Regions from separate parts of the Homo sapiens genome. Here region 1 is linked to region 2. A link is an interaction called in ENCODE POLR2A ChIA-PET data of the cell type or tissue named here. Cell type or tissue: endothelial cell of umbilical vein. All regions are shown on one strand.

Evidence for each region. ChIA-PET counts read pairs that join two places held together with the same protein. Peaks named below come from ENCODE experiments on the same cell type or tissue, not always from the same donor. Only the 100,000 strongest peaks of a DNase experiment are listed, where the experiment ranks them.
Region 1: POLR2A ChIA-PET joins it to region 2 with 5 read pairs; 1 of 35 experiments calls an interaction of 5 or more read pairs at or near these places.

The regions. Positions count from the first base shown.
Region 1 is chr1:198,121,475-198,125,474 of GRCh38, forward strand. No RefSeq gene overlaps it. Among named protein-coding and RNA genes, the nearest start is that of NEK7, 34 kb to the right of the region's middle. In endothelial cell of umbilical vein, no CTCF peak of the experiment used is centred here; a DNase peak (open chromatin) is centred at 1,837; H3K27ac peaks cover 1,023 bases.
Region 2 is chr1:198,907,683-198,911,682 of GRCh38, forward strand. The region is part of intron 1 of MIR181A1HG (MIR181A1 host gene); the gene reads right to left. Among named protein-coding and RNA genes, the nearest start is that of MIR181A1HG, 28 kb to the right of the region's middle. In endothelial cell of umbilical vein, no CTCF peak of the experiment used is centred here; a DNase peak (open chromatin) is centred at 2,479; H3K27ac peaks cover 1,062 bases.

The DNA of each region.
Region 1 (4,000 bases), 790 kb before region 2:
TTACCTCTGTTTCCGGAGCCTAATTTCTTGTGAAAAAAAAAATATCACCTAGCCTTCTTTTCTCACCTCCCACTTTCTCTTTAATTCATGCCAACTTTGTTTTTGTCTCAACAACTGCTTGGGCATGGTCTTTACTACAGTCATCAATCACATCACGTGACCAAATCTGGCAGCCATCCTATTGGATCTTCCAGCAGCATTCATACAGTTCATCATTCTTACCTTGTTAATGTCTTTCTTTGCTTCCACCACCCTATCCCCCACCTTTCCTGGCCCCTCCTATTCTACCTACCTTTAAATGTTGGACTGTCTCAGGTCTCTGTTCTACACATTCTTTCTTCTCATCCACATTAGGTTCCTAAGTAATGTCACCTGTTTTCAATTTCCACTTGAGTGTTGATTAAACCACATACTAGGCCAGGCGCGGTGGCTCACGCCTATAATCCCAGCACTTTGGGAGGCCGAGGTGGGTGGATCATTTGAGGTCAGGAGTTCGAGACCAGCCTGGCCAATTTGGTGAAACCCCACCTCTACTAAAAATACAAAAACTAGCCAGGACCATGGTGGCAGGAACCTGTAGTCCCAGCTACACGGGAGGCTGAGGCAGGAGAATCGCTTGAACCGGGGAGGCAGGGGTTGTGGTGAGCCTAGATCACGCCACTGCACTCCAGCGTGGGTGACAGAGCAAGACTCCATCACAAAACAAACTAACAGACAAACCACATACTAGCTGACACCCTGGGCAAGTCACTAAATTCAATTAATTTTCTACGGAATATCTACTTTTTAGCAGGCACTATCCTAGGCACAACAAATACAGACTAACCAACATGCACTTCTTGCACTCAAGAAGATCACAGTCTCTTATTTTTTCTGAATGTTTTTCCTTACTTGGATAACACGGAAAAAATTACTAAAAGGTTAGTAATAGTTCTATAAAAAATACTAATAATATACTAACAGTAAAACAAATATTAAGTTATTTTATTTCATTTTTTTACTCTGCTAAGTACTTGCTATGTATTATCTCATTTAATCTTACTACAATCCTATAAGGTAGATATCATTACCCTTGATTTACAGTTGAGGAAACTGAGGCTCAGAGACCTAAGAAAACTTTCTCAAGGTCACAAGAGTTAGAAGGTGGCAGAAAAAAGTTTCAAGCCCAGGTCTGTATGACTCCAAAACCCATACTCTTACTTCTGTAATAATGATAATTATTATACTTAATTTTACTATTATGCTAAACATTTTTACATTTTATGTTTTTAATACTCATAGTTACTCAAGGAGATAGATCCTAGGCTTATTCCTATTTTACAATGTGAAAACTGGAACTTAGAGAAGGTAAGAAGCTTATCTGACTACAAATGTAGTTCATGGTGGAAGAGATAGCCAGACTGAGTCAGAGCTCTTTGCTGGCAGAGGGTAGGAGGGTACTGCTGCCTCACAATGACCCAAGAGCCTGTGGGTAAGGGATGGGGAAGTTTAACAGGTGAGATTGTCCCTAAGGCCCTAGTTCAATGAGAGCGGCACCACTCCTACCTGCTTTATATATTGATTTGTGTCACAAGATTTCATTTTAAAAATAATAACAATGAAGGAAAAACATTTCATGATCTTAACCATGTGTGATAGACCACTATTATCTCATTTCTCAAGGTCCCTTCATAAAAAGCCACACATAACCCAATTCTCCTGAAGCTAAAACTGGAGGTTAGAAACAGCTTTGTTGATGTGGGGGAAATCTATTCACTTTCTCTTCCTGTCATTGAAAGTTTAAGGCCAAATTCCAACTCAGCGAGAATCTTGTAGCTTACTTATCTGGATTCTTTTCTTTTTGGCATTAACCACCTCATGTTTCCCGTCTGTTGGTCCAGATGCTTTAAATTTTTGTATGTGTTTTCAGTAAGTTGCTTCAGATTTTTTTTTTTGAACAAGATTTGGTACAATCAATGATAATGTATGTGAAACACTTGTGAATCATAACTGTAAATATATAAACATAGGGAAAGAAATACAAGAGTCATAGTCTTTTTAACAACTGCCTTGTAGCCCAGCTATGTCTCTCTCAGATACGGTGAAGTAAAAATTTGAAGAACTAGATAGAGTCCTGCAAGTCCTCACAACATTCTAAGGATGGGAAGACCTACAGAAACTAAGTGTTCATTGTTCAGCAATTCAAGAAAAAAAATGGAATTCCTCATTCATTAAGTGCTTGTTCTTTAAAAAATTAATGTACTACTCTCATATAGAAAGAATTTTATTCTGAGGATTTTCCTCCAAATAATCAGGTTCATCTGATGTGTATATAAGTTATTTAAAAATAATATGTGCCTCTGTACAACTGACTGCTCATAATTTTGAAATGACCAAGTGCAGAGTTATATATTTACTTATACAAATTATATAGTCATACAGAAAATTTCCTCAAAGAAAACAGTATAGAATAATACTTTATTTTTAAAAAAGAAATTTAAAGTGGCATTAAATCAACTATCAAATATTTATTGAGTGCCTACACTCTACAGCAGGCACAGTTATAGGCACTGGGGACACACTGATAAAAACACAGGCAAGGTCTCTGTGACCTATAAACTGGATCAACATTTTGCTCAACTCCAAATATATTCCTGTTTTAGAAGGATGTATCCCATTTGAAAATTAGCTTATGTACATAGACTTATGTATTTAAAAAGGATTTGCCTAGTAAGTATGCCTGTGACAAGAAAATGCTATTAATATTATTAAAGAATAATTAATGCCTTTCAGTGACGTGTGAGATTCTCTACTAATATTCCTACTGGATAGCTCAGTTTTGCCATGTGGATCATTGAGAATTTCCTTCAGTTATTTTTATTTGCTCAAAGGTATACTGGATAAGTTAATGAAATAAATCTGTTTTAAAGAATAAATCAATATTTAAATAGAAAGTATATGAGGCTGTCTTTTTGAAACTGAAGTTTTCTTTTTAAATGATTTATATGAATAAAGGATTGTGTAGCCTTGGAAACACTTGGGAGTGCTGATATCACACATGACTATAAACTAGCTGCAAGAAGAAAACGGGGAAGAACTATTGTAAAAAATATTTCAGATGCAAGACAAGAGAACACATTTCCTAAATACAGAATAAAGAAAACAAGTATGCTTCAGCCACTTTTATCTGAATCACAAGGTTTACTCCTTAGAAGTTTTGCTACTCTATCTCGTTTTTCTAATTTGACTTCACAGTCTTTTCTCTTCTCAATTTTTAGAACTTATTCCCCAACAAAATAAATAATTAAACTATAGATGAACTGTCAAAAGGGAACATTATTTTAATGTAACATTAACATTTTCATAATTAACATGGAAGTTAATGCTTTTAGCAGATGTAACAACATTAGACTTGTAAATTTTAATTAAAGTTAATGGTTCATGATAGCTGTAGGGAGTAGGCATCCTCTCTAGATACTGAAAACATGTCTAATGTGATTAGAAATACTAATTTTAGAAAAAAGGATAGTGCTGGCAATGACTATTCTTTATTTCTTACAAAATCAGTGACTTGAAAACCTTTTAAAATGAGGAATCTGGCAAGCACATAGAAGTTAACAGAAGAGGTGGTAATAATATTTAAGGGACTGAGTAAAAAAGCACCAACTGTTCATGTATACTTCCCTTTCTCTATGTTGCTACCTGAGATAATTCCTAGAAAACCAATGAAGTTATTTCATAATTTTAGACTAGGGACTAATGTTTCATCTTTAATTTTCTCTGGAAAATTTTCTCTGCAAAAATCTTTAATTTTTGGAGGGTTACCCTCCAAAACTGTATGCTCACGGCTCAGTCTAGATTTCTTAAAACAGGAGAGTGAGTTGCTTTGAGCAGCAAACAAACAAACAACTCCTACATAAAAATGTTACTAAAATGATGAACATGATGGCTTTATAGGGAGCCACACGTATTAGCCAGCAGAAAGTATATGGAACATGTAAATTCAGTGCCAATGATAGAT
Region 2 (4,000 bases):
AGGATCTACATTAAAGTAACAATTACAATTTTATTTGTAGCATAACTATAGGTCAAGGCTGGACATGCACATTGACTATAAATATCAAGAGTGCTGATTCTTCTGTAATAAACAACAGAACATGCCTAACATATAAAAATCAACCTTTTTATTTTGGCCTTACAATAAAAAACAAAATGGTGAATCATTACTGCTATCCAATTAGCATCCTTTTTTCTAATTTCTCACCATTTACATGTCTTCTTCCTTCAAAGAGAAATCAAATTCGCTTTGCTAGAGTGTAAATTATGTTTATAAATTCAAATTTTGTAGAGCAAAAGTATAACATTTGTCTTGGTGGTTTAACAAGTAGAATATTCATAATATATCCCATCCATAATATATTCAGAAACGAATTTAGCTCTGCTTTACAAAAACTACAGATATTTAAAAATAAAAATAATTTTGAAGTATAGCTGCATTTTTTTTTGTTTAAATGAGAATTCATATGATATTGCTTGAGAGTTTCTGACTTTTAAGAACCCATGGATTTATTTATAGATTACTTAGCAAATGTAAGTATACATTGTCAATTTGTTAAATTCTACTTGCTTCTAGATAAAGGGTTTATTGAAACTTTAAATATGTTGTATAAATTCTATATGAAAGGAAATTAGAACAATGTATAAGCAACTTTTGGGAATTGATGCTCTTCGATTCTACATTTCTGTTCTTCATGGGTTGCAATATCTCTAAAGTGTTCAGTTCACTTTTATTGAAGTGTGATAAATAGGCATGTCAAATTGTATACAGAGAATAGAACACAAATCAGCTCTGCCTGTTTCTGTTGTTTCTTCATTCTCTAAATAAGTATCCATTGCTCAATACAAATAGGGTATGTGCCCTTTTATTTGGCAGGTCTTATTTCTTCATTGACTTCCACATTACATGGGATGGCAATAGAATTAACAGCCATTTATATATCTGGGAAGAAAGATTTATTGGACAGAAAAACAACAATTTTCTTTCCTTTTTAGTATATTTTGTACTTTCTCTTATAAATTCTATGGCAGCAAACAGTGACTGAGTGAAACTTGGTATACAAATTTTAATCTTATAATTTCAGATAACAAAAATCATTCCTTTAACAATATTTATTATGTAAAACCATCAATATTTATTTTTCATTATGCACAATACAGTTTTTATTATACATAATGTGGTAATATTTTAAAATAGTTTGCTCATAAAATTAACACTGTAAATAAAATTTATTGCTTGTATATTATAAAAAGATAATGTTATATTTTATACTATGTTACTAGATTTTTATCTATAATTTCAAGAATTATTTGGTTGTGTTCTTGAAGCTCTATGAGAAAATATTTCTTATGCTAATTATAAGCTTAGTAAACTTAAATATTTGAGATATTTGTGGTTTTGAGTGGCAGAGTATTTTTTTATTATTGTTAATGGGATTAGAAAATTCTGAACTTTGGAACCTAACAAAACAACCAAATAACCATTTCATTATACTCTGTCATCACATTTACGATGCTCATTGGAAGCAGAACAGAACAACGCTAAATAGAAGACAGAAGATGATACACTTCAATTTCTACTCTTACATAATCTTTTGAAAACATCTAAAATTTGCAATCAGGGTTTAAGCATGCCCGACTTTCAACAAATGCAATTTCCAAAAAGACAGAGTTGAGCATCAATAACTCTGACAGGATAAATTATTCTACTTTTAGCAAATCTACGTGCATCCATTATAGCATCTTCTTAGGCAAAAAAAAAAAAAAAAAAGAAATGAAAAAAGTGACTTTTTCCTCTTTCATTGGAAGGAAACCTAGCATATAACCAATGAGACGACTCCCAGTAAATATGCAGTGCCATCTTGATTGCTCTTGGTGACTATCCATACTTAAAAGAGACTGTTCCTTTCTGTATTTTAATAAATCCTTAACTCTGTTTCTTATACTCTTCTATCTCCCATACTTACTTTGCAAATTCCCCTATGATCAAGGATTAGCACAACACTGAGGGCTGAAATGAAAAGAAGGATCTAAGAGAAAATACCTTGAAAGAGACGACAGAACTCATCTTTGATGGAACAAAGAAAAGGTTAAAAAATTCTCTTTGGACACCTGAAAAAAATGTTTTCTTTTTTTTTTTTTCTTAGAGAATAAGCAGTTGGTGGGAGTCACCAGATTATCAGTTATTTAACCTCTCAAGACTAGTGGCAGGTTTTTCCTTTCTTATTTAGCTTAAATGATTATTTAGGAGTTAGGTCCTCAGAAAGCAAGGATTGTTTCCAATTCTCTGTTATCTTTGTACCACTTAGCCAGAATATCATGCATTTTAGGGGCTGTCAATAAATACACAATGCATTAAATTCTCTTTGCGTTTCCAGAGGAAGCCGGTAGGGAAAAGAAATAAATGAATGCCTGACTCAAGAGACTGAGAGTCTATTTGAGTGAGGTGTGGGTCTAGTGGAAATCTGCAGAAAAGAATCTTGTAGAGGAAAAATGACTCACAAGTATGTGAGGGGGAAGACTTTTTAATGTCAGTGTCCATATTTCCTGATTAAAGTGAGGGTATTTGCATCATGTTCTAGCATTCTAAATATAAAAGCAGCTAAGAATCTCCAAGAATCCCTTAAATTCTTATTCAAGAACAAAAAGAAATGAATAGTTTAGAACTCAAATATTATAATAAAAAAGTATTCTCTAGCGCAATAAAATCATTACAATAAAACTTGTTAGCTGATTGGTTAGTGTTTTAGAGTGCTGTAAATGCATAGTAACTGAAAAATGTTTCAGAATTTAAAAAACAGGTCATTGGTTAATGATTCAGAATAAAGAAATATGTGAATGGTCAGGACTAACAATAAAGTTAGACTTTTTCTCCTAGAAATAGTTTGTTAAATGATATCTTTAAGGATGCTTTTAATAATATTTATGCTTTAAACACACATATTTAAAAACAAGACAACACAGAACATATCACTAATAGGATGTATTTTCCCCATAGAATGTGCTTGTTAAAATTGTTCAAAAATGAATTATTGCATGTTTGTGTTCAGCCTAAAAAATGCAAAACATTGCTAAAATCACTACACTAATCTTTTGAAAATAAGATGCTAACAATTTTTTATGAAGATAACCATTTAAGTCAATATTCAGAATTTTTCCTCATGCTAAAAATACGTTATATATTTTAAATCAAAACTCTTCTTGAATATGCAGAAGAAAACTGAGAACAAAATGTGAAATTTAGTAGAAGGAACAGTAGCTTTGGAGCTCTGGGATCTGTCTTGACTTGTGACACAAAGCATGTCACCCAGGCCTCTCTGAGAGATGGGGTTAATCCTAACAGATGAGCTCCCTAGAGAGTAACTGTGAGAATAATTACCATTATAAATATGATATAATGAAGTCCTCTCAGAAAAGATGCTCTTTACATCTGGCAGAATCTTACTTGGTAAAGTCTTATACGATAATTTGACCTTCACTCTAACTTAAAATACACCAGAATCCAGCCACTTCTCACCACCTCCACAGCTGCCGCCCTAACACAAGGCACCTGCACCTCTTGCCTGGATTATTGCCATACCAGCCTCAGTGGCCTCCATGCTTCATCCTTACGCATTATCACCACCCCTAGCCTAAGCTGTTCTTTGCACAGAAACCAGAGTGATCCTTTTAATTCTAGAGCCAAATCACATATGTCCACTGGTCAGATCCCAATGGTTTTCCATCACACTCAGAATAAAATTTTGAATCTTAACCAGAGCCTTTCAAGACCCTACATGATTTGCTCACCTCACTTCTTCACTGCGTCCCCTGCCACTGTCTCCTTGTTCACTCTAACGACCTCCCTCTTTACTCTTTGCTCATACATCCTAATAGCATTCCTGCCTCAGGGCATTTGCACTTGCTATTCCCCTAGTCTGGTCTGGAGAGCTCTTCTTTGGATATTCATATGACTCCCACCATTCTTTCCTTCAAGGCTC